Linked DNA regions of Homo sapiens: region 2 is linked to region 1. A link is a loop called in an ENCODE intact Hi-C map of the cell type or tissue named here. Cell type or tissue: psoas muscle. All regions are shown on one strand. Links, peaks and the distances in the headings refer to the core of each region. The heading gives the core; the rest is flanking DNA.

What was found. Peaks named below come from ENCODE experiments on the same cell type or tissue, not always from the same donor. Only the 100,000 strongest peaks of a DNase experiment are listed, where the experiment ranks them.
Region 2: a loop joins it to region 1, with 2.1 times the contacts of the local background. A loop is called at or near these places in 3 of 110 quality-filtered maps.

What each region holds. Positions count from the first base shown.
Region 1 is chr3:188,484,842-188,497,783 of GRCh38, reverse strand. The region is part of intron 5 of LPP (LIM domain containing preferred translocation partner in lipoma); the gene reads right to left. Among named protein-coding and RNA genes, the nearest start is that of LPP-AS1, 77 kb to the left of the region's middle. In psoas muscle, for the core only: no CTCF peak of the experiment used is centred there; no DNase peak of the experiment used is centred there; H3K27ac peaks cover 845 bases.
Region 2 is chr3:188,540,865-188,553,806 of GRCh38, reverse strand. The region is part of intron 6 of LPP (LIM domain containing preferred translocation partner in lipoma); the gene reads right to left. Among named protein-coding and RNA genes, the nearest start is that of LPP-AS1, 21 kb to the left of the region's middle. In psoas muscle, for the core only: no CTCF peak of the experiment used is centred there; no DNase peak of the experiment used is centred there.

The DNA.
Region 1 (12,942 bases), core at 3,920-6,419:
ATCTCTACTTATAAAATGGCTTGATATAAAATGATAATAAAAATGATGAAGTCTTCTGAACATGCACAGTGAAAAACTCTTCTGGTTGCTGTATTTTCTGTTCAATTGTTTGATCATCTCTCCATGAAATACCTAACTCTAGCTGGCCAGACACTCTATGAAGTTCTGACACTGAACTTTCACTCTGAAGTGCGTATATTTTAGAAAGTGATGGCTTGAATCACTAAATCTCTATTCAGGGGATAGTTTCTCATTCTCTTTTCAATATACACCATACCATCAAATACACAATTTAAAAGTTATGCAATTATTCATTGCTCTAAATATGGGGATGACATAATTTCTAATGGAAAGAATTAAAGCTCACGAATAATGAAGAAAATACTAAAATTTTATTTTTTAAGATAAATCCTTCACTTGTTTAGAAATGCTATGAATGTCAAAAAGCCCAGAAGGCAGGACATGTGGAATTATCATACTATCATACCACCTCTACGGCTAGACACTGAGATTCGACTCTGAGGCTTGATCTACCCCAAATCACATCCTGATGTGTCATCTACAGTTCAGAGAGGAAGTGGCTGTAGGATAGATTCACACTCCTTTAATCCCCAAGGGAACGACAGAAACTATCAGGAAAGAAGGGAATTTATTCATTTTTTAAGCCTCTCATAAACCAAATTTTTATTTCAAAAAAAACCACAAAACTTATATTTCTTATAATATGAATGCTCTCATTCTTGTATCAATCCTGTATTCCTTAAAAAAAAAAATGCCACAGAAACTTTTTTTCCACTAGTTGGCAAAATTTAACTTATTTCCGTAGTAAGAAAGATTGACATTGACATCTTTACTAAATTTCATTAGTAAAATACAAATAAAACTAACTAAAAATTATGAAAACATTTCCATTTAACAGGTCTGTACACAGTTTTCCTGTATTTTCCACCACAGTGCTTTCTTCCAATATGTAGAGATACATTTTTTAAAATCTGAAGACAATATTACAATAGAGGATCCTGCAACAGAACTGGTGACAGCAAATAATGAAACTACTGGGAAAGGAAAGTGACAACTGCTGTTTTGTTTCCTTCACTAAAAATGAATATAAAGGGAGAGTAACAATACAGCAGCGATGGCAATGGAGAGAGAAATGGACTGGCACGTCTCAGAGAGCTTCATCCCTGCCTGGGACAGTTAATGCCATGGAAACCTGGAATGCTGCTTAACCTCAGAGCCCCAGAGCCTTCACTGATACAAGATGGAGAATCCTCCCTACCTTTCCCTTTGCAGAAGTTGTCTAAAGGTTCAAGTGAGATAAAGTATATGAAAGTCTTTTATTAAAAAAAGCAATGTTTGCTGGGTGCAGTGGCTCACGCCTGTAATCCCAGCACTTTGGGAGGCTGAGGTGGGCAGATCACGAGGTCAGGTGTTCGAGACCAGCCTGGCCAACATGGTGAAACCTTGTCTCTACTAAAAAAAATACAAAAATTAGCCAGGTGTGATGGCACGTGCCTGTAATCCCAGCTACTCAGGAGGCTGAGGCGGGAGAATGGCTTGAACCCTGGAGGTGGAGTCTGCAGTGAGTGGAGATCATGCCACTGCACTCCAGACTGGGCAACAGAGCAAGAAGACCCTGTCTCAAAAAAAAAAGACGTCAATTTTGAAATTTGCAGGCTAGGAGGCCCTGTACAAGTCAAACTCACAGAAGTTAATGATAAAATAATGATAATAATAGCTTAACCCCTCAAGGATTGGTATAAACACCCCATGCTATAATATATTTTAAGTTATATAGTAAGAGTACAAAAATGCTTGACTTTTGAATGGATCAAGTGAAATCAGCTATGAACAGAAAACCTTCCTAAGACACTAGGGTTTCAAAGTACTATATTCAGAGATAAAATATGAGTTAGTGCCCTAGGTTTTTGGTGTCAGCATCCTCTACTCCCTTTCACTCCTTCTTTCAGAACAAGGTGTTTCTGTGCCCCTGTTGATTGGATTATGTAAATTACAAAAGAACCGAAAGATTTGTGGGCCCAATAGGGCTTTCGTACCAAATCCATGGATAAAAGGTATGTGATACAATCAACAAGGGGTTTGTCAGAAAATATGCTAGAGGCCAGGATGGAAGATGTGCTAATCTTCCACTAAAAAATTACAAAGAAAACTACCTCGGAGGTTCATGGTTACTAAACATCAACATATATTATTGACGACAATGGCTGCTTTTTGAGGATTTAAGAGTATCCACATTCTCTCATTTGTAAAAAGTCACCGAAATGATTTTGTTATTGTCTATTTAAAAATAAGTAACTGCTTTCATGACAATTATGAGATCTAAACAAGTTCCTTCAACTCTTGGATCCTCATTTTTATTTCATTAGTTAAATTATACTTGTGCTGTTATAATGTATTTTGCAAATTATAAATCACCATGAAATTACAAAGAAGTGATATTTTATTACCAAGGCACTGAATTTTAGAGCTGTAAGAGAGCTACATGATTATTTAATTCAATCATTCATTTTATAGAGGAAGTTTGTGGGAGTATTTCTTCTGCAAAAAAAAATATATATATATTTATAAATATATATATTATATATTTATAAATATATATAAATAAATATAAATATAATATAAATATATAATAAAATATAAATATAAATATATAAAAATATATAATAAAATATAAATAAAATATATATATATATATATAAAATCCTGAACCTTATAATAGCAAGGGATGGGATCACGGGTTAACTCTGAGGAGGCATGGTGCAAATCAAATGTCAGTGACAACTATGGCAAAACCCAGCACAGAGACCTGCTAGCCCAAAATATCACAACAGTGAAAATATTTACTAAGTTTTAGGACATGTCAATTACATAAAATATTCTTTATGTGCATTATGTCTTTGAAACCTCACAACAATCAATCACCCATTTTACAGAGGATTTAAGTGGGCCACAGAAAGGTTGAGCAGCACGTTACAGTCATGCAGCCAGTAAGCAGGAAGCCAGATGTGTACCCAGGAAGCCTGGAAGAGCACTTGCAGTGTTAACCATCGCATTATGCTGTCTCTGAAGCTTTCTTTGGCTTAGATAATGCTATCAGAGAGCACGTTTTCTGTGATGAACTCCTCACAGGCAGCAAAGTGAGTTTGAGATACATAGCAAAAGACACCAGGACCTGAGCAGGACACCAGGAACTGTCATAACAAAAAGGGTGAGGGGTGGGGCAAGGCTCTTTAGAATGGACGTTAGGGGTATTTAATGAAAGTCAGTCAAAAGTGATTTGACTGAAGTGATTTAATGAGTTTATGCTTTCTAACAAAAAGGACTCTGCCACAATTCCCAGCACCGCTGGTGACAGTGTGTCATTGAGAAGCAAAGTCACCGATGAAAACACAATGAGGGAGGAAATCAAAGGGGCTTGAGAATTCAACTAGAGATCAATATACATAAGCGCTGGCCACAGCTCCTGCAGCCCTCACCTGGCATACATGTATGGCATGTAAGGGAGGGGCTTTGCTACCTGCCTATGAATCCCCAAACCATTAGCCTTGAGGACCCAGATTAACCTTGCTGGTCTGCTCTTGACCTGTGCATCTAAGGGCAATTCTTCTGCTGGCCTGCATCCCCTAATTACATATATGGTTGAAGACTGAACGTATATACCCTATGGCCACCCTGCATTTAAATAACTATATATTCCCATTTCAGATAAAAGATAAAGGTTTAAGTGCAAGCTAGCTACCCTGAACAACAGATATCCAGAGCCACTCCTACCAAATACTCTCCCCAAATTCAGTTTTATAGAGCATTTATAAGTCAAAAGCAGACTATCACCACAAAAATTAAGAATATAAAAGGGAAGTAAGCAACAGAAATCCCTCCATGTAGTAGAACTATTGGAAAAAGAAAACTAATATGAAGAATAGAGAAGAAATCCAATTCCATATAGTAGGAGTTCATAAAGAAGAAAAAGGTGAATGAAAGATTAAAATATATTTTCAACATATTATAAGAAAATCTTGACTGGGAGCAGTGGCTCACACCTGTAAACCCAGCACTTTGAGAGGCATCAGGACAGGAGAACTGCTTGAGGCCAGGAGTTCAAGATCAGCCTGGCCAAAATAGCAAGACCCTGTCTCTACAAAAATAAAATAATAATAAATAAATAAATTAGCTGGGCATGGTGGTACACACCTTTAGTCCCAGCTACTTAGGAGGTTGAGGCAGGAGGATCACCTGAGCTCAGGAGTTCAAGAAAGAAAGAAAAGAAAGAAAGGAAAAGAAAAGAAGAAAAGAAAGAAGAAAATCCCATTTACATAAAGAAAACCTTGACTTGAGTAGAAATAGCAGAATAGGTAAAAAGCGAGCTGTGTCTAGACACAGTTTAGTAAAATTGCTGAATCCCACAAATAAAGCCTATAGACCAAACAAGAAAAATTTACTAAACTGGAAAAGGAATCAGACTGGCATCAGATTTCTCATCTGCTGCACTGAATACTAAATGATACTAAATGATAGTGTGCAAATCTTGGTACAATACTGAAGTAAAGCAAATTTGACCCGAGAATTCTACTTATAGCCAAGCTTTTACTCAAATATGAAGGCAATAACAACTCATTTTAGATATACAAAGACTCAGGAAATACATCAAGCATGTAGCCTTCCCATAAAATTACTTAATGAAGTACTATGGCAGAAAAAAAGAACAAAAAAGAGAAGAATCAAGATGATGAATACAAGAAAAAGATAGTAAATAGAAAATAGCACAGCAAACAGGTAAAAGTTACAGTTTATTACTGATGTGGTTATAAAATTTAATGCAAGAAACAATTCTCAAAAGAGATTTGCTATAAAGTTAAAAATGTTACAACATATTCTCCAAATTATTTTAATAGAATGTGGGATGGAGCAGGGAAGAAAAGAATGTTCAAGCATCATTTGGCGTGTTTATTGGGAGCAGGACATATAAGCAGATCATAATTTTTCCCTCATAGAGAAATAAATTTGAAAATATCTAATCTACATCGTTTGATTTTTTTACGTTACTGTTTTTGTTTGTTTGTTTCTTTGAGACGGAGTTTCGCTTTTGTCACCCAGGCTGGAGGGCAATGGTGCAATCTCGGCTCACTGCAGCCTCTGTCTACTGGGTTCAAGCAATTCTCCTGCATCAGCCTCTGGAGTAGCTGGGATTACAGGCACACACGACCACACAGAGCAAATTTTTGTATTTTTAGTAACAATGGGGTTTCATCATGTTGGCCAGGCTGGTCTCGAACTCCTTGACCTCAGGTAATCCACCTACCTCAGCCTCCCAAAGTACTGGTATTACAGGTGTGAGCCACCACACCCGGCTGACATTACTTTCTTATAAGTAGAAAAAGACCCACTACTTTTTTGTAAGTTAAAATAAAAAAAACAATAAGTACATTTCACCTTTGAAGAAACCACTAAGACTCTTGATGGGAGAGACAAATTGGGATAAAACTTTCACTGACTCAAAAAGAACCAACTATAGTCTCACTTAACTTTGAGCAAAGGAAATGTTCTGAAATATGCAAGCATAGTATATTACTCCCTATACAGAAACTCAGGAGCTAAGGCAAAGCTAACCTCATTGGTTATCCCTACATTCAACAGAACTAACCACCATCAATTCCCCACAAGACTTTTTTTTGTCGAGCAGTTAACCAATCTTTCACTGCAGAGAGTATAAATGTGTCACAAATTATTTCAAGGTAGTGGTGGCAGTGGTAATCAGGTTGATATAGGTGAGTAGGTGGGTATGTGTATATGTACACATACTCCACTATCAATCCCAGGGGAAAGTTTTACCTCTTTAAGTTCTTAAAAAGTAAAGAAGAGAAACTATGATATTCCATTAAAAGTTTCCTAATGCTAAATGAAATATTGGAATACTCCCCTGGACTCTAGGTCGGCTACTGTCAAAAGGGTTTTTACAAGTCCAGACAACAAAAATGTCCATCTTCTTATCTGAATAACCAATCAGATGATGATTAAGAGCAAAAAGCAACCAGGAAAACTGTGACATTCGCTTCTAGAAAGTCACAATGACCAGAGCCAGTGACATGCTAAGAGCCTACCCAGCCTTAATAAACACACAATGACCTACATATGTGGACCATAAAAATAGGAGATAATTGCAAAGCAAGCTGCTGCTGCTATTGCTGCTTCTGCTGCTGCTGCTGCTACTGTTGCTGTCAGGGTCACAAACAAGCTACAAATCAACTGGGGTTTGCTGACCCAAAAGGAACTAGGCAAAGGGCCAGGAAGAAATAAGCATCTCAATCATCTCTTTGGTATGTTTTCATGGATCAAGATATCCTTGTATTCTCACCCTTTTGAAAACAAGCATTTTAGAATACATTAAAGCTCTTGCTGACCATGTTGTTTTTGCCCTGGCAACACTGTCCACTACCTCTACTCTTAATCTCCACAGCCGACATCTCTTTTCATACCCAGCCTCCTCCTCCTTTATCACACTAACCGGCAGCAGAAAGACAGACTTTTATGATAAGGTGGTCCAACCCACGTAAAGCCAGTTCAGCTGCCTATTTCTGTGAGTTCATGAATGAATGTGGCCATACTGTAGGTTTGAGTTCCTTATGTCTAAAAATAAAATCCTGTTGTTCTGTACCTGAGACCATGATAGTCCTACATGGAATCACAAGACAAAAATTCCAGTGCCGGCCAGGCGCGGTGGCTCACGCCTGTAATCCCAGCACTTGGGAGGCTGAGGCAGGCGGATCACGAGGTCAGGAGATCGAGACCATCCTGGCTAACACGGTGAAACCTCGTCTCTACTAAAAATAAAAAACTAAAAAAATTAGCCAGGTGTGGTGGTGGGTGCCTGTGGTCCCAGCTACTTGGGAGGCTAAGGCAGGAGAATGGCATGAACCCAGGAGGTAGAGCTTGCAGTGAGCCAAGATCACACCACTGCACTCCAGCCTGGACAACAGAGCGAGACTCTGTCCCAAAAAAAAAAAAAAAAAAAAATTCCAGTGCCAGTTTTGCTAAAACTTGAATTGATTTTCAAATTATCATTGTTAAACTAAACACATAAAATTAGTAAGTAGGAAAATGAGGCCGGGCATGGTGGCTCATACCTGTAATCCTAGCACTTCGTGGGGCCGAGGTGGGCGGATCACCCGAAGTCAGGAGTTCAAGACCAGACTGGCCTGTGTGGCGAAACCCCATCTCTACTAAAAATACAAAAAATTAGCCGGTCTTGGTGGGGCGTGCTTATAAAGTCCCAGCTACTCGGTGGGCTGAGACAGGAGAATCGCTTGAACCCAGGAGGCAGAGGCTGGTCAACAGAGCAAGACTCTGTCTCAAAAAAAAAGAAAAAAGATTATAAGCCACTATTCATCATACACATATATGAGCTTTGAATTGTTTTCACAAGAATAGATGCTCAAGAGCTTTTGGAGGCTGACTTTAAAATAAACAATTTCAGACATTTCTCTACTTTTCCACTAATTCTGGGCATAGCTCATGTTACTCTGTGCTTACTCACTCCTTTGAAAAGTAACATCTTTCAGTAGCTTTACTCATCAACTCCTTGAGACATACAGCACCTATCTCTCTCCTGGCCTGGTCATTCCTCTGACTTTGCATCACTTTTTAAAAGGGGAAAGAAAACCAATATGAGGACATCATAAAGGGACACATTTCTACTCAATAACAAAGAGAAATGTTTAACATTTGAAGTAATCACCAATGGACAAAACCCCTCTGTTTTCTAATGTGGAGGGCCTGGAGTTACATTAGCAAGCCTGGCCATTTTGCAGGACCAAACAGAAAAGGAAAGATGAAAACCAGAGGTATGCAAATACTGAATAGTAGGCAAATGAAAGCAAGCCACAGGACTGGGAAACAAACAGAGAAGCAGAGTTAGAAGTTGTCAACTGGAAGTCACCAAGAAAAGACGAACAAAGATATCATAAAAAGAGGAAGTTAAATATTGAGCCCCTGAATTCAAAGCCATCAGATGTCAGCAGGTAAGTCCCCATGGATCTGAAGGAAGTCTACCAGACAACTCAGAATTGTTTGCATGGGGTTTCCTGCAAGTGCAACATGTTTTGCCTTAATTTATGTTAACAGTATCACTTGGCATCCAACAACAGTTCTGGGGATATCACCCTTATATTTAAAATAATAACAAGCCCCTACAATAAATTGTCAATGGTTTCAGAACAAAGAGTAGGTTCCACAGTTAGAAACACAAGGCCTACCACACTTACTTTGAGCTCTCCTTCCTCTGTGTTTTAATTCTTTTATTTTATTGCTGAAAAATCCACTCACCTATCTGAAAATTAAGGTCCCACCCAGCCATCAAAGTTCAGTTCAATTTAAATTGTTTCTATGAATCCTTCTTGCCTCTCTCCAGTCACAGTTAATTTACTTCCCTCACTCTCCACCACTAACCTAGGACTTAGATTATGCTTCTGATCAATGTATGATGACCAAAGCATAATTTACCATAAAATGACTTAAATGACTGTGTATATGCATCTTCCGAATGTGATTCTGAGTACTGTACTGATCCATCTCCTTATCCTGCAGCACTGCCTCACCTATCATAATTACCCATAAACATTTTGTTATGTAGGAAAAAATTACAAGATTCAAACAATAGAAAGGAACTTGAATGTATTAACTCTAATTCTCTTGCAAGTCCAAAATTCTGAGACACGTGACTTCTTTGTAACTACCTTAAGCAATGTTATATAATACTAATACTTGCCTATGGCCTGGCTGAAAAGAGGAAGAAATTACCAACTGTGGGGTCAGATAAGAATAAAACTAACTGGCCGGGCGCGGTGGATCATGCCTGTAATCCCAGCACTTTGGGAGGCCAAGGCGGGTGGATCACAAGGTCAGGAGTTTGAGACCAACCTGGCCAATATAGTGAAACCCCATCTCTACCGAAAATACAAAAAAATTAGCCAGGCGTGGTGGTGGGTGCCTGTAGTCCCAGCTACTCAGGAGGCTGAGGCAGGAGAATCGCTTGAACCTGGGAGGTGGAGGTTGCAGTGAGCCAAGATCCCGCCACTGCACTCCAGCCTGGGTGACAGAGTGAGACTCTGTATCAAAATAAATAAATAAATAAATAAATAAATAAAACTAACTGACCGTCCCAAGGCTGAGACTCAGAGCATTAAACCTATGATGCCAAGTTTTAAGGCTATAATCACTAGCATATATGTCTACTTACAAGAAGCATTCAATTTACACTGAATGAATGAAGAACAAATGAATTAATAAAGTGATTGCTGAAGTGTCACTACAAACATCACAGGCATGGAGGTCACGTTGATCCTGACAGAAAAGCAAACCAAATCCTTCCCCTGTTTTCCAAGTTGCATCTTCCCACATGAAAATGAGAACTGTTAAACCAAGAATCCTTAAGGCTAAATATTTATTTGCCTTTTTTGAAGAAATAAAAGCTTATAGCATATATCAAAAATTCAGACAGCCAAGCAAAACTCCGGCATCACCTGCTCCTTCCAAATAAAAACGTGTAACCCTCTGCAATGAATCTCAGAGCCTTGAAGTCTGCTAGAGGACTAAAGCAAAACCAAGTTCATGGGCCATCTGGGACAGCAGGAAGAAGGTCAAGGCCAGGAGTCAAGATTTTTCAAATTCAATAAGACCTCTGTCAGAAACCAGAGGATCCATCCCTTCTTGGGTCTCAGTTTCCCCATTTCCAAAAAAAAAAAAAAAAGGAAATTAATTTAGCAAATACTTGAAAGGACTGTAACTAGATGCCTGGCGCCAGAGTTGGACTAAATGATCTCTAAGGTCCCTTTCTGCTCTCAAAATCTTACAACTCTTATAATCACTCTTAGTAGACGTTCTTTTGGCTCTGACCTGAAAATCTGGCTGGAAACATAAACAGTCTTCTGCATAAAAACACACATTTACCAGCTATAATTTGGACTTGGGAACATGAGGTTTTAACCATAGCCGAGAGGAAACTGCGCAGAATTTTCTCCAGTGATCATGCTACTTTAGGCTCTACCATGGCTCATTTCTATAGCTGGTACAAACCTGGGCCAGAGCAGGACCAAGCCGCTATCACATCTAAGTCACTTCTGCACAAGGGGAGGGCATGTTCGTTTTCTTTTGAATGTATCAACAATCTTCCATATGAAGCGTCTCAAAAATAACAGGCCTCTCCCTACCAGATTTGTCCTTTTCCATTTGGCAAACCGTATTTTATTTTTTATCCTCCTCCCTTCTGTTTTACAGAGAACTTAAGCCAACATGACAACAGGCATTTTGTTTATTTCCTTCCTCTTCAAAAACAAAGCCACGGCTTGAGTACATCTAACAGAACAAGGTCCACCTGAAAAAAATTCTTCATTATCTTTTGAAAGCCCCATGGTTGAATTTTTTAATGGAACCCACTGGAAAATCCTTACTAGTCTTCTTACATATTAATAGTGATTATTAATATAACATCAAAATATTTGTATAGCCCTTTCAGTTTAATACTTTCAAATCCATCTGTATTTCATTTAATTGTAAGAGGTATATATATTTGTTTTGTTTCTAATGAAGAGGAAACCGGGACTCAGCATGCATTGCGCAAGATCACACAACTAGAATAATCTATGTAACTAGTTTTCAATCACGAGTCTTCTGTCACTACTTCAAATAACATTGTGAGAACTAAAGATTTAAAATGCAACAAAATAGTTTCTATGACAATCTAAGAGAGGAAACAGAGTCAGTGACTTTAAAAATTGTACATATTAAACAATATGCAAAAAACCAACTTCAGCAAAGTAAGACCAAAGGTATATTAAAGCCAAAGCTAAGGATTTCCTCATTTTATTAAAAAATGACTAAAATTAAGAAAAATCACTCATATTGGTTTTATTTGCCAAAGGTTCTATCTGTTACATAAAATAAATACAAACTTTATAGGACTCTCATTCATCACTGGCATCTGATAGTTGATTTTATTAGTATACACCAAAATAAAATGCAAGAAATTCATGGCCTATATTTGCAATACACATATTTTTCAATAGCCTTAAAAGATCTAGACTCCAGAAACTGAATTGGTACTTACTGGTTACAACTGCAATTTACTGATTTCAAATGATAGATAATATCAAAAGCCTTTTCTACTTCTTAATATCTACTATATGAAAATACACTCCCCAAGAAATCTCTAGAGCTCATTCCCTCCTCTCCTTCTTCAAGTCCTCATTTAAGCGTCGCCTTCTCAGTGGGGCCATATTGATAATGCCCATCCTAGTAGGTAAGCCTTGACCCCCTCCCTGTTTCCCCACTTATCCACTCTAATGTACTTTGTAATGTGCGTATCTTGTTTATTTCCACTAGTCCCACTAACTTTTACGTTCCCTGAGGACAGAGTGGTGTCTGTCTTTTTTGCTATAACATTCCTAGTGCTTGAATAATGCCCACATAGGAATACAGAATATTTGTTGAGCGAATGAATCATTTCTTTCTTTGTCTCCTTCAACCTCAAATTTAGGAGAAAGAAAGGCAAATAATAGAACAAACCATTTAAGCAGTTGTTCCCTAAGACTTTTTCTCTTTTACACTTCTTATTATAGGATATTTTAAACATATACAAAGGTATATGTTTAAAAGACTGTATGCCTATATCAAAATATCTCATGTATGCCATAAATACATATCCTACTTGTAGCTACAAAAATTAAAATGAAAAAATAATACTGTAAAACAAATGATAAAATTAATGAGCAATAATTCAATATATTTTATGTTCCACAAATGATATTAGGTATTTTTTAAAAGGTAGACGGAATAACAGAATAAACTTCCATGCACCCAACAGTTATCAAATCATAACCAACCCTATTTCACCCATGTTCTCACTCAGTAGTTTCCAACCCTTATTATTTTGAAAATAATTACCAGACACCATTCCATTTTTTTTTTTTTTTTTTGAGACGGAGTCTCGCTCTGTCGCCCAGGCTGGAGTGCAGTGGTGCGATCTCGGCTCACTGCAAGCTCTGCCTCCCGGGTTCACGCCATTCTCCTGCCTCAGCCTCCCAAGTAGCTGGGACTACAGGCGCCCGCCACTACGCCCGGCTAATTTTTTGTATTTTTAGTAGAGACGGGGTTTCACCGTTTTAGCCGGGATGGTCTCGATCTCCTGACCTCGTGATCCGCCCGCCTCGGCCTCCCGAAGTGCTGGGATTACAGGCGTGAGCCACCGCGCCCGGCCCATTCCATTTTATCTACAAACATTTCCAATGTTTCTCTGAAAGACAAAGAAGACTCATTTTTTTCTTCAATGTATCTATGCGAACATAGTCACACCTAAAACTATAACAATAATTCTATCACTTTATTAGATTTTCTTCTTGACATAAAGCACTTCTTCAGCTTAAATGGTGGCAGCTTTCGGCAGTTACCGATGATCACAGTCTGAGAACCACTTCTAATGTCACATCTGATCCCAGCCCCGAGTTACTTTGCAATTACCACTCGCTGGAACCCAAGAGTTCTATATAATTGATAAGTATGATGTGCACCCTTGAACTTACCCAGAAGAGAAAATCCTAAGGATATTTGATGTTGCTTTTGCTAGAAAAATGTTGCTGACCAAAAGGATCCACATTAACCAACTACAGCCTTAAAATGTCAGCCTTACTCACTTGAATGCAATGTTTGAAGATAGAGAACATAGCAATAAAAAGACATGGCTGTATGTCCTCCAAAATAACAAGGAAATGTTGCCTTCTCAAATAGTATTCCTAAAAAAAAAATGGCTTTGGGATCTGAAACAAAATTAGTAGGCAAAAGTATTTTGAGGGCTTCAGAGGGTAAGCCAGCAGAACTCTGGGAAGCTTGAGTTGGGTATGTTGCATTAAAGTACCTTAGATCTTCATAAGTTGT
Region 2 (12,942 bases), core at 5,048-7,547, 55 kb before region 1:
ACTTTGCTGGTGTTACCAGCCAACATCCTGTTTAGCTGCTTTCCTCTGCAACACAACAGTGTAATTGGAAGTGACTGAATAATAAATCTCAATTTCTCTGTTTCATCAAGAGAATCTTCCAATTTACTAGGCTTCTTCTATTCACCAGTTCATCTTCTGCATTATGAATCATTCTTGAACAAACACACAAGTTAACTGTCCGTTCCTATGTTAAAAACACGGTGTAGCAGGGATAATTCTTTCATTAGATTTCCTAGATCTGTTTTGTGGGGATCTCAAAGAAAAGCTAGTGTTGAATATATAGACAGGTCATCCACCTCCTCACATGGGTAATGCCAGCTCCAACATGCACGAGCTCAATGTGCGGCCATTCCAAGGCATCTCTCTGTCCTAAGTAACCCCCTCCCTGCTACCAAGCTTCAGTCTTCCAAATCTGAGTTACCTTTGCTTAATGTAGGTCTACCTGAACTTTTTACCCAGAACATTATAAATCATGAATGGCATTCTCACAGGCTAGAGGAAAAACAAGTAGGAGGAAAGGGTAGAAAAACACATGATATGGGAAAATAATGATAGGTACATGGCACTAATATGTGTCCCAAGTATACTGAGTCAAAAAATAGTCTTCATTTTCCCATGTTTAAAATGCGAAGGATGGTTGGGTACCACAAGCTACCCACTTCAATTGTTTGACATCATTATAGATTAAATATTCCTCTACTAGGTAGAATTGAATAGCTCTCTATGGCCATCAGAATAACTTCAGAACTCTTTACATTAGCACGAAACACACTTTATGACTGGCTGCTTCATTTCTTCTCACAATCTCAGCCTCCATGCATTAACGTTGTGAACTTATCTACTTTCCTAAAAACAGACTGTGATAAGCATAAGAACAGCCCTCCCCACCCCGCCAAGAATGTACACACTCTAATTCCTCGAACTTGTGAACATGTTGATTACAAAGACTTTGCAGATGTGATTAAGGTTAAAGATTTTGAGACAGGGAGATTAGCCTGAATTATCCAGGTGAGCCTCATCTAATCACATGAGTTCTTAAAAGCAAAGAATCTTTCCCAGCTGTGGTCAGAGAGACATGACTATGAAAGAGTGGTCAGAGAAATGCAATGTCACTAGAAAGACAGAGTCCGAGAGCCAAGAAATATGGGCAGCCTCTAGAAGCTGGGAAAGGTAATGACTATGACTAGAGCCTCCAGAAAGGAACGAAGCTCTGCTGACACCTTCATCTTAACCCAGTGAGTCCTGGACTAGAATTCTGACCTACAGCACTGTAAGATAAGAAATTTGTGATGTTTTAAGACACCAATTTCGTGGTATCTTGTTACAGCAATAATAGAAAACTAATCTGTAGACTAGGCCCACTCCTATTCTCCAGTCTTTGCTCATCATATCTTAGGAGCAGTTAATGGTCCTTATGGCATCCTCTACTTAGTTCCCATAAAGTTTTCCAGATGACAGTTAAATCAGTAATATATGACTACCCTCCCAACCCCAGCACACACTAGATTTTTCATTCCTTGAGTTTATCCAATGCTGGGTTGCTAGCTATAGAGCTACTGTAGAAATCACTTCAGTTCTACTATGTGATCAGTAAATAATTCTCAGGGAGAAGTTAAGATGTAATAATTCTGGGAATTGTAAAACATTAGAGCTGGTCACAATTTTGGAGATTATCAAGTAAAATCTCTCATTTGACAGAGGGGAAAATTAAAACCTAAGGATGGGAAGGTCCCACAGATACAATGCAATATTTTTTTCTGTTTTCTGTTTGTTTGTTTGTTTGTTGTTGTTAATGTTCAAACTTTTTGCACAAACTCCTTTGCTTGACTTACAAGGGCCTCCAAGATGGCATCACATCATTCTAATTTGGATTTTTACCATTGGTCTCTCCCTTTTCATACCCTACTCTGAAGATAAAGCTAAGCTGTTTATGGTTTCCTGAAATAGTTTATGCCATGTCTGCTCCTGAAGCATCACTCCAACCTACATTAGTGAATGTCCACAATTGACCAATGGAAAATTGATCTCTATGGCAGAAAGTGACTCGTCAGTAGCTGTCACCATCTTCCGCAACACACAATCTTCCTCAACCCACAGTACACACCAAACTGTACATCTCCATTCTCCTTTTACTCTGTAAAGGACCTCCTACTCTGTAATCTCTATTAGTGTATATGTTATATTTTCCCTACTAAAACGTAAGTTCCCTATGAGAAGGTCCATATTTTACAGATGGGTGATTATTACAGCATTTGTTCCCTATATCTCTTAGTTGGATAAGAATCCAAAATATTAAAATGAATTTGAAAATAATAGATAGTATATAAGCAATTAGGTTTCTCACTAAGCTTGTGATATGGCTTGGCTCTGTCCCCACCCAAATCTCATCTTGACTTTTACCCCATAATTCCCACATGTTGAGGGAGAGACCCAGTGGGAGATAATTTGAATCATGGGGGCAGTTTCCCCCATACTGTTCTCGTGGTAGTCAATAAGTCTTATGAGATCTGATGGTTTTATCAGGGGTTTCTGCTTTTGCATCGTCCTCATTTTCTCTCACCACTGCCATGTAAGAAGTGCCTTTCGCCTCCCGCCATGACTCTGAGTCCTCCCCAGCCATGTGGAACTGTAAGTCCAATAAAATATCCTTTTCTTCCCAGTCTCTGGTATGTCCTTATCAGCGGTGTGAAAATGGACTAATAGAGCTTAATTTTAAAAAGACCAGAATTTGATCTCTCTCCATGAGTTAATAGTTTGGGCACTACTTTTTTATATAAAAATTTATATAATTCTTATGGAAAACATCTTATGAACCAAACTCCTTCTGTAGAAACAAGCTCCCTGAAGTTCATAAGGAGACTCTTTGCCAAAAGATATAGTGACACCAACTAACGTTTCAAAATGTAGTATAACACATTTATATCATATCGTTTAAAACATAACCCTATGGGTTAGGCAGCACAGATACCATTGAATACATTCTAGAAATAAGGGCTGCAACCTTTTTAAACCATAATCTATGTGTCGTATCACCTCTAAACTAACAGCCTTTCCAGTTAACTAACCAGCAACCTAAAGCCAGTAAGTGCAGCTAACCAGCTAATTCCTGCTTTACTAAGATTTACCTAAAGTAAATACATACTTAGGGCATGATCACTATGGTTAATATCCAAAGACTTGTTCGATTTTTTTTTTTTTTTTTTTTTTTGAGATGGAGTCTTGCTCTGTCACCCAGGCTGGAGTGCAGTGGCGTGATCTCGGCTCACCGCAACCTCCGCCTCTCAGGTTCAAGCGATTCTCCTGCCTCAGCCTCCCCAGCAGCTGTGACTACAGGTACATGCCACCACACCCAACTAAATTTTTGTATTTTTAGTAGAGACGGGGTTTCACCATGTTAGCCAGGATGGTCTCGATCTCCTGACCTTGTGATCCACCCGCCTCGGCCTCCCAAAGTGCTGGGATTACAGGCACGAGCCACTGCACCTGGCCCTTGATTTTTCATTAAGTGTTGCCTTGTTAGATCCTGTATTATTTTTCTTATTCAGCTATAGTTTGAATTATGCCTTTGAAATCGTATACAAATTGTTATTTCTCACAGAGGGGTTTTGTTCCATTAAAAAATTTATGGGGGATGTCCAATAGGGGGATTCTGTAAGATTGGCTTTGAAATATTTTGGTCGCATTAATACAAAAACAGCATCCTCTTTGTCTTACCATAGAAGTACCATGTCAAGATACTGCATTATCTAAGACCCATACAAAGAGAAAGCCTCATGACAAGTGTGCAAATTGCTGGTGAAAATATAGTAACAGAGGTCACAAACTATACTTTCTATGAAAGTAGACACTGACTTTAGAACCAAGATTTTAATGCACACTAAGCAAGGCCTTTTATTGCCAGAAATTGCAGAACAGGGTTCGAGAATTGATGTGCGAGGCTGCAAACATTTATTGTTGTTTTATCCATTGTGAAAAAGGGTATCAGTTTAGCATAAGAATATACATGAGTAAATACAATTTATTTTTAATGAAAAGTTCCATTGCCATGTGAAGAGGGAAATGAGTGGTAGTGGAGACCTCTGTGCTACTCAGTCTCAGGTAAACTGAGTTTGTATTTTTTGGGTTTATCACTCTTTTCTCTTACCAAGATCTTGTACTCTGGAGACAAGGAGATAAAGCACAATGCTACAGCCTTCATGGTAAAGTCAGAGCATGACTATAAAGCAGAATTAACAGGTAGTCAGATTTGGAACTAACAAAGACCTATAAAATTTTTCTTTAAAATCGCTACTTACAGGTCACTGAACTATCAGTCATGCTAACATCCTTTTATTCCTATAGACAGTGGCTCAATGGCACCAGACCAAAAAACAAACAAACAAACAAACACACAAAATAGAGAAGTAGAACCACCACAGTGAGGCTCCATCAATTTATAGGTTTCTTAGACAAATTTTTAAATAACACAGAGCTTTAATATACAGGTGGGGATGATGTATTCCAGCACAGCCATTCTAACTTAATATTTTCCAGGCCAAAAAAAAAGATAAAATGATTAAAATACAACAAGGCTATACAGACTTCTGTTAAACTATCCAGCAACATCCAGCTTACATGAGAAACTGCTTTTTTTAAATTAAAAATAATTATACCTATTCATGTGGTACACAGTGAAATTCCATACATATAATGTATATTGATCAAATCAGGGTAATTAGCACATTCATCATCTCAAATATTTATCATTTCCTTTGTGTTGAAAACATTAACTATCTGCCTTCTAGTTATTTGAAACTACATCACACATTATTGCTAACTATAGTTATCCCACGTGGTATAGAACACTAGAACCTATTCCTACTACCTAGATGTAATTTTGATTCCTTGAGGACTGGACCCAAAGACCTCCAAGGATCCATCTCACTTGATAGTGTTGGGCAGAGGAAAGTTGAAACATGCAGCATTTTATAAAGGATCTGCAATCACTACCATCTGCGGCCTCTCCCAGTTTCTGCCTTGCCTCTCTTCCTACTTTTTATATTCAAATCCAGTCCATCCTGATTCTTCTGGAAGAGGCACAGTTGCTGATAAATGTTATAGTCATGGCCCTCCTTTTCTGCCTTCTCTTTCCTCTTCTTCATCCCAAAGATTTCTAAACTTATTATCCCCAAATTCAAAATATCCCCCCAAAAGAAGGCAGGAAGTCTAATGAAATGTTTGAATCCAATGAACCAATGCATGGATAAAAAGAGAGTAAGCACCTGAAGTGCTGCATGGTGATAACTCGCCCAGCTCAACAGGTCAAACTCCCTCAATCCATGCAATATGATAGATACCTCTAAAACATCGACCGCAAGAGGTCATATTAGAGAGCGTAAAACACTAAGGTTGATCCTCCTTTTGGGACCTGAGGTGGACTAAGCTATGTGTCTTACCAAGAAAAGGAATCACCACGGAATGTTTTTAATCAGACGGTGAGGAGACAAGAAGTCCAGTTCCCTAGTTTATGAATGGAAACCGTGGCACAAGAGAAGTGAAATAGCTTGCCTGCTAAAAATCAAAAAGTGAGTTAGAAGCAGAACTAGGAGAATTCACATGCTCCATCTACCACACCATATCGCCTTCACCATCTTCTTGTTCTTTTATTCTCTCTGTTACAGTCTCAGGGGCTGGGCTTTGATCCACAGGAATTTACGCTAGGATCAGAAGGAGAATGCTAGGGGAGATCCCACGTTAACAATGGCTGTCTTCCCACTTCAGACAGTAAAATAAGCATTAGGTCTTTTCTGAGTGCTCCAAGGTTAGACATAGGTAATAAGCACACTGCAGTTGAGTGGTTTTCACAACACTAGACATGAAGAAGCCTCAGGGCCGTTTCTGGAGTGAGCAAGAAGATGCTCAGCCACGCTCCAGAGCCCAGACTCCTTATTTCAGTCAGAACACCTCAAACTCTGCCATTTTATACATCACACTTCTTATTAAGGTTCACTTGAACAGAGTCCCCAGCTACGGAACACAACTGATGTACTAAAAATGTACTAGGATTTTGCAAAAGAAGACACGACTTTAAGGATTAGATTATTTTGTTTTATTTTTGTAAAAATTAAGAGCAGTCATTTCACATTTCTGGGCCACAATTTCACTATATATCAGGTGGGTTAACAATTAAATCGCAAATGCCAAGTAAAAAAAAGAGACAGTGTATTGCAAATGTGCTTTGTAGCAGTAAAGCTCTTGCAAATCATGAATGTTACCACATGATCCTGTTAGAGACAGGCCCGCAGCTTTATAAAAAGAGGGAAGCTAGATAAAAGGAGGCTGACCTTGGAGAGCCTAAGTAACTTACGGTTGGTGTGATTTTATCCTGAGGGGTTATGGGACTTTCTAGCCCTGACAGTTTTCAGATGAGCTATTAGTTAATTGAGGTTTTGCACTGAGGATAAATAGAGGGATTGTAGAGGAATTTATATTGTGCATGTGTGTTGTTTGTTTCCTGAGATTCCTGGTACTGAGTCATCATTGTGTATATAAGGCAGACAGGAAGACAGAAGGAGGGAATGCATTTGCAGAAACATATCTACGTGCCTTCCTTTCCAGGCTTATCACTTGCCCTACATTTTCTAAGCTCCAACTGGGCTGAACATTTCCAGTTCCTGTAATATATATGCTTAAATGCTCTGAAAAGCCCCCTCTGACCTCTCCAGGAGAATATTGGAGCACCTTCCGCTAGGCATCCATACAGCCTTGTTCATAGATTCATTATCATATTTATCACATATTCTTGTCGTTATGGCTTTACACATCTTTTTCTTACAGTAGAAGTCCCTTGTGGTGTGAGAAAGGGTATAAACTGTGTTCCCCTTGATTGTAATCTGCAGTGTCCTGCATTCAGTAGGGGCTTAACAATTGTTGGTTTGATGAAGTTTACAATAAATAAGTAAATTTTAATAACTGATACAAACTAGCTCACAAGTGACTGTGGATTTCCTCAATTTGTAAGCTGGACTCTGACAAACATCCCAATATGGAAGAGTTAATTGATTGAATAGATCACCAGATGGAATACCAGATAGCTAAACTTTTGTGGAACGAGAATAGATGCCCCTGAATTTCATTAGTCTTCAAATATTGGCCCCTATTTCCAATTTTTTTAAAAATATCGTTACTTACTCAGCTGCCTTCCCTAGATTCCGTAGACTCCCATATGTCTTATTAAATTAAAGGCAAAATCATTAAGGCCAATATAAACTCTGTATGGAACTAGTGAAATGTTACGTTGCTTCTTTTCTTGAGATCTCCTAGAACTGGTCCAGGAGCACTTAGGGACAAGCTCAGACCCACCTCTCTCAAAGGTAATGATACTCCTGCATGTGTTTCCTCCCTATCCAGTCTGATATCCAGTCCTTATCTACCCACTTTCTCTAACTGAGATACAGAGACAGGGATGGAAATGGTGATTAGTAACAGCATGGCATAAATATTATTTAAGACATAAAAACAGATAACAACATAGAAATAATCTGGCAGAGTGGTGAAAAGTATGGGATCCAGAACTAGATTGCCTGGTTTTGAACCTGAACTCTGCCACTTATGAGCTGGTTTGACCTTAGGCAAGTTACTTACCATCTTTATAACTTGGTTTTCTCGTTGGTGAAAATGAGAAGGACCACGTCATCACAGGGTTGTTGTGAGAATTAAGTCAACTTTAATACAGAATATACATGTCTGGCAGATATTAAGTCCTCCACAAATGGAAACAAATACAACATAAAACATTAAAATATGATGTAGTAAAATGTGATACAATGCAATAAAATACAATATAATGGCAGGCTGTACTGTACACAGATGGTCACGACAGTGTCTCTTGCCCACAAACTTGTCTGGAGCCTTACTACAACCCCAACAACAAAGGTGGAGACTAACCCCCTGTCTTTGAGCCCAGGTGGACCTCAATCAACAGTGTATAGTAGAAAGGACACTCTGTGTAAGTTCTAAAACTAAGTCATAACAATGCTGGCATTTCTACCTTTCTCTCTTGTGATACTTGGCCTTGGAACTCATCCACCATGCTGTAAGAAAGCCCTAGGAGCCTGTAGAGGAACTCACATTAAGAGAAACTAAGGTCCTGACACACAACTCTAGTCGCACTTCTAACACCAAACTGCCAGCCATGAGTAAAGCATCTTGAAAGTGAATCCTCTGCACCCAAATCGAGGCACATGGGCTCATTTCACAGAACAGAGTTAAGCTATTTTCATGGAGTACTATCAAAATTGCAGATATGTGAGTAAGGTAGACATTACTAAGCTTTGGGATAATTTATCAAGCAGAAATAAATGGCTGATACAGATACAGATGGAGATAAAATTGTATTTATATGAACCAGTACTTATCCCTTCTGTCAAAAGGGAGTGCTTGTTTTGCCTCAACCTACACATTAATAATTTAAACAAAGCTTACTTTTTTTTCTAAAGGCTTTTATAGCTTACAAAGAATTTTCTTTTTTTTTTTTAATGTTTTTTTTTTTAATTATACTTTAAGTTTTAGGGTACATGTGCACATTGTGCAGGTTAGTTACATATGTATACATGTGCCATGCTGGTACGCTGCACCCACTAACGTGTCATCTAGCATTAGGTATATCTCCCAATGCTATCCCTCCCCCCTCCCCCGACCCCACCACAGTCCCCAGAGTGTGATATTCCCCTTCCTGTGTCCATGTGATCTCATTGTTCAATTCCCACCTATGAGTGAGAATATGCGGTGTTTGGTTTTTTGTTCTTGCGATAGTTTACTGAGAATGATGGTTTCCAATTTCATCCATGTCCCTACAAAGGACATGAACTCATCATTTTTTATGGCTGCATAGTATTCCATGGTGTATATGTGCCACATTTTCTTAATCCAGTCTATCATTGTTGGACATTTGGGTTGGTTCCAAGTCTTTGCTATTGTGAATAGTGCCGCAATAAACATACGTGTGCATGTGTCTATATAGCAGCATGATTTATAGTCATTTGGGTATATACCCAGTAATGGGATGGCTGGGTCAAATGGTATTTCTAGTTCTAGATCCCTGAGGAATCGCCACACTGACTTCCACAATGGTTGAACTAGTTTACAGTCCCACCAACAGTGTAAAAGTGTTCCTATTTCTCCACATCCTCTCCAGCACCTGTTGTTTCCTGACTTTTTAATGATTGCCATTCTAACTGGTGTGAGATGATATCTCATAGTGGTTTTGATTTGCATTTCTCTGATGGCCAGTGATGATGAGCATTTTTTCATGTGTTTTTTGGCTGCATAAATGTCTTCTTTTGAGAAGTGTCTGTTCATGTCAGCTTACAAAGAATTTTCATAAAGAAAAGTTAATATGTTCATCAGACATAAATGAATATACATGATAATGATAGCTTCATGTTATAAACTGGGTAACCATATATCAAGCTTCCTTTACTTATCACTTGCTCAGGGTGACACAGCCACTCAGAGGCAAATCAAAAGTTGAACATGTGTATCTTTTCACTCCAAATCCAGAGCTATATTCATTACATCAAGCTGAAAATCTGTACTAAGTCAGGAGTTTGTGGACTTTGTTCCAACTCATTGTTCAGCCACAACTTCTGGCCTGAGTAAGGCCCTCTATATGCTTTGGACTCCTTGAGAAATGGAGGTGGTTAGATCAAAAGACCTCCTAAACCACATTCAGGTATAACTTTCTTAAATTCTGGAGTTCTTCCTACATCTGTTAGTACCTTTCATTACCTGTTACTCCTTCCAGATTCTATTCTTCTCATGATACCCCACATGCCTCCTCTGCTTTCTGACTTGACAGATTCTACAAATAAACTTACATTTGCACTAAATCCCTGTGGACAGTAAGTCTAACCTCACTCTCTTTTGTGATCGGCAGGTTTATAAGATTCCCCCTAGTATTCTTAATTCCTGGGCTTCACATTCTTTTACAATGCCATCTTTCTTAGTGTGGGCTAATCCTAGTCACTTACTTCAAACAAACAGACTATGGTAAGTGTGATGGGCTGTCCCCTCCACATTTAGGTTTCAAATGATTATGGCTTCCATCTTGTAATCAAACTCTACCTATTGCTTGCTCAGCTTCCATGCTTTGATGTAGTGAGATGCCACATGGAGAGGCTCCCATGACAAATAACTGAGGATAGACTCCAGCCAACAACCAGATATAAACTAAAGCACTTTATGCAACTGCCTGGAAGAAATCGAACCATATAAAAAAATTAAAAACCACCTAAGCAAGGAAGCTGATCGTTCTCCCGTTGAACCTTCAGATACAAGTGCAGACTGAGTCAAAACCTTGATTGCAGCCTTGTGAAAGACCAAGAAGTTGGTGGTCCAGCTAAGCTATATACAGATTCCTGTCTCACCAAGAACAAAGAGAAAATACGCGTTTTCAGCTGCTTGGTTTTTAAGCAATTTGTTGCATGGCAAAAAGAACAAATACTTCTTACTGTGCACTAATAGGGAGATGCTCTGAAAATCACTAAAGGGAAAGACTCACTAAAAATATAAAAGCCTCTCCACCCCTCAATCCCCCAATCCACCAACATCTCTATCCCAGGGGATTAAAGGCAGGACATGGCCTCTTCTATTTCCGATCATACTAACAGAAACGTAAGCCCTAAGAAATTGAGAGTCCTAGTGAAGACCAGTCACATCCTAAAGGAAAGACATGTCAGAGCTTCACTGCAACAGGCTGAATTGCAAAGAGCAGTCAGACCTGAGGCATGAAAAGAAAAGTATCTTAGCAGAATAGAGATAGATAAATGGGGATACTCTGTTCGGACTTCTTCATCAAGGTGAAGGTCATCTTCTGAAACTTCCTTTTAACACTGAGAACACAGACATTGAGAGTGGAAGGCATGAGAAAAGACTAGATTTCGATCTATGTACAAATGTACCTGAGGCTTCAAGAAAGGAGCTGACTTACCTAACACAACCTGCTGGTTACACAACTGGGAAGAGGACCCATTGCTCTTGGCTCAACTCAACTCCCTTTTCCAAGTCAAACGTCAAAAACAAAAACAAAAAATAATGCATTTCAGGCAAAACAGCAACTCACTTCATTCTTAATACATGTGGTGTGTAGGATGTCTTGCATAAAAGGATGTTATGAGAAAAATTCATAATATATGTTTATGTTTGTGACCACATCTCACATATACAAAAGTGTTTAGATGCATAAATGGCTAAATGACAAGCTTCTTAATTGTTTACTTTAAAAAGCAAGAGACTAGAAAAGAAAAAATAATCACAGGAGGGAAATAAAAGGATTCTGTGCACAAGGCAAGTAGTTCACAGTGCACTATTTCCTTCCTGAAAACAGTTAGAAAAGTCAATATTTACCCTAGCTGAGAGAGAGAAGGATGTGCCTATCATAAAACAGATGATGTTTAACAAGATATTGTGTGTGACAACTGGGATGAGAATGCAAAATAATCTTTGTATAGCGCTTTATAGTTCACAAAGCACTTTAATGTACAATGTGTCATTTACTTCTCACAATATCATATATGATAAGCAGAGGAGGTATTAATATCATGGACAAAGAAAATGAGGTTCAGAGAGATCAAACAGTTGACATTCACGTTTCTAGGTATGGCAGAACTGAATTCGGAATTCTAGTTTTCCAAACCTAATAGTTCTTTCAAGAATTGCAGATGCAAGTGTATTATAAATTTGTTGGGAGATTTTAAGTTTTCTCACCACAAAAAATAAATATGGGAGGTAATGCAAATTTTTATTAGTTTGATTTAGCCATTTCACAATGTATACATATATCAAACATCATGTTCTACACCATAAATCTATACAATTTTTATTTGTTTTGTTTTTGTTTTTTTGTGTGTGTGATGGAGTTTCGCTCTTGTCACCTAGGCTAGAGTGCAGGGGTGCAATCTCGGCCCACTGCAACATCCACCTCCTGAGTTCAAGCAATTCTCCTGCCTCAGCCTCCTAAGTAGCTGGGATTACAGGTGCCCGCCACCATGCACAGCTAATTTTTGTATTTTTATTAGAAAGAGAATTTCAACATGTTGGCCAGTCTGGTCTTGGACTCCTGACCTCAGGTGATCCGCCCTTCCCAGCTTCCCAAAGTGCTGGGATTACAGGCATATTTAATATCAATAAACATAAATTTACAATTCTGAAAGACAGAATGGCAGGTACAAATCTTTACTTTTTTTTTTTTTAAAGGGCATCTTCCAGATTCTGTCAATGTACTATGTATGCAGGGAAAGATACTTCTCTAGGTTATGGTTTTTCCTCCTCTAGAAAAAAGACATAAAACTAGCATCCACTTTTGACACTAGGGCAAGCCTTAAGGGTGTGCAGCTATAGAAATAAGAGAACAGAGGAAGACAGTGCTGCTTACAAACATGTGACTGACAAGAAGCTTTAAAGGGTTCACAAAGTGTGGTCCACACCAGAGCAACACTTGAAATACAAATTATTGAGCCTCACTCCAGCCCTACTGAATTGAAAACATAAGGTAGAGCCCAGTAATGGCATTTAACAAGCCCTCCAGGTCAATCAGATGAACAATAAACTTAACTATTGCTTTACATGCTTTAGCGTCTGGGTAGGTGAAGCGTGACAAGAATAACTTACATCAATAGGCCAATGATAGGGTTAGTAAATTGTGACAAATTAATAATCTATGAGTCATAATTTTTGCATTTAAGTGAAGGTTGTTCACTTATCAGAGGAATTATCTTGTTAACCACAGAAACATTCTAGCAATCAACATGTCTTTCAGATGGTAGGACAAGACCATTATGGCTCTAGCTGTAGCTTTTGGCTCCATGCATTAGAAACCAAAGGGGGCTGGGCAAAGCACAAGAACAGAGAGATGTCCTCAGATATCATAAGTAAGATGCCCAG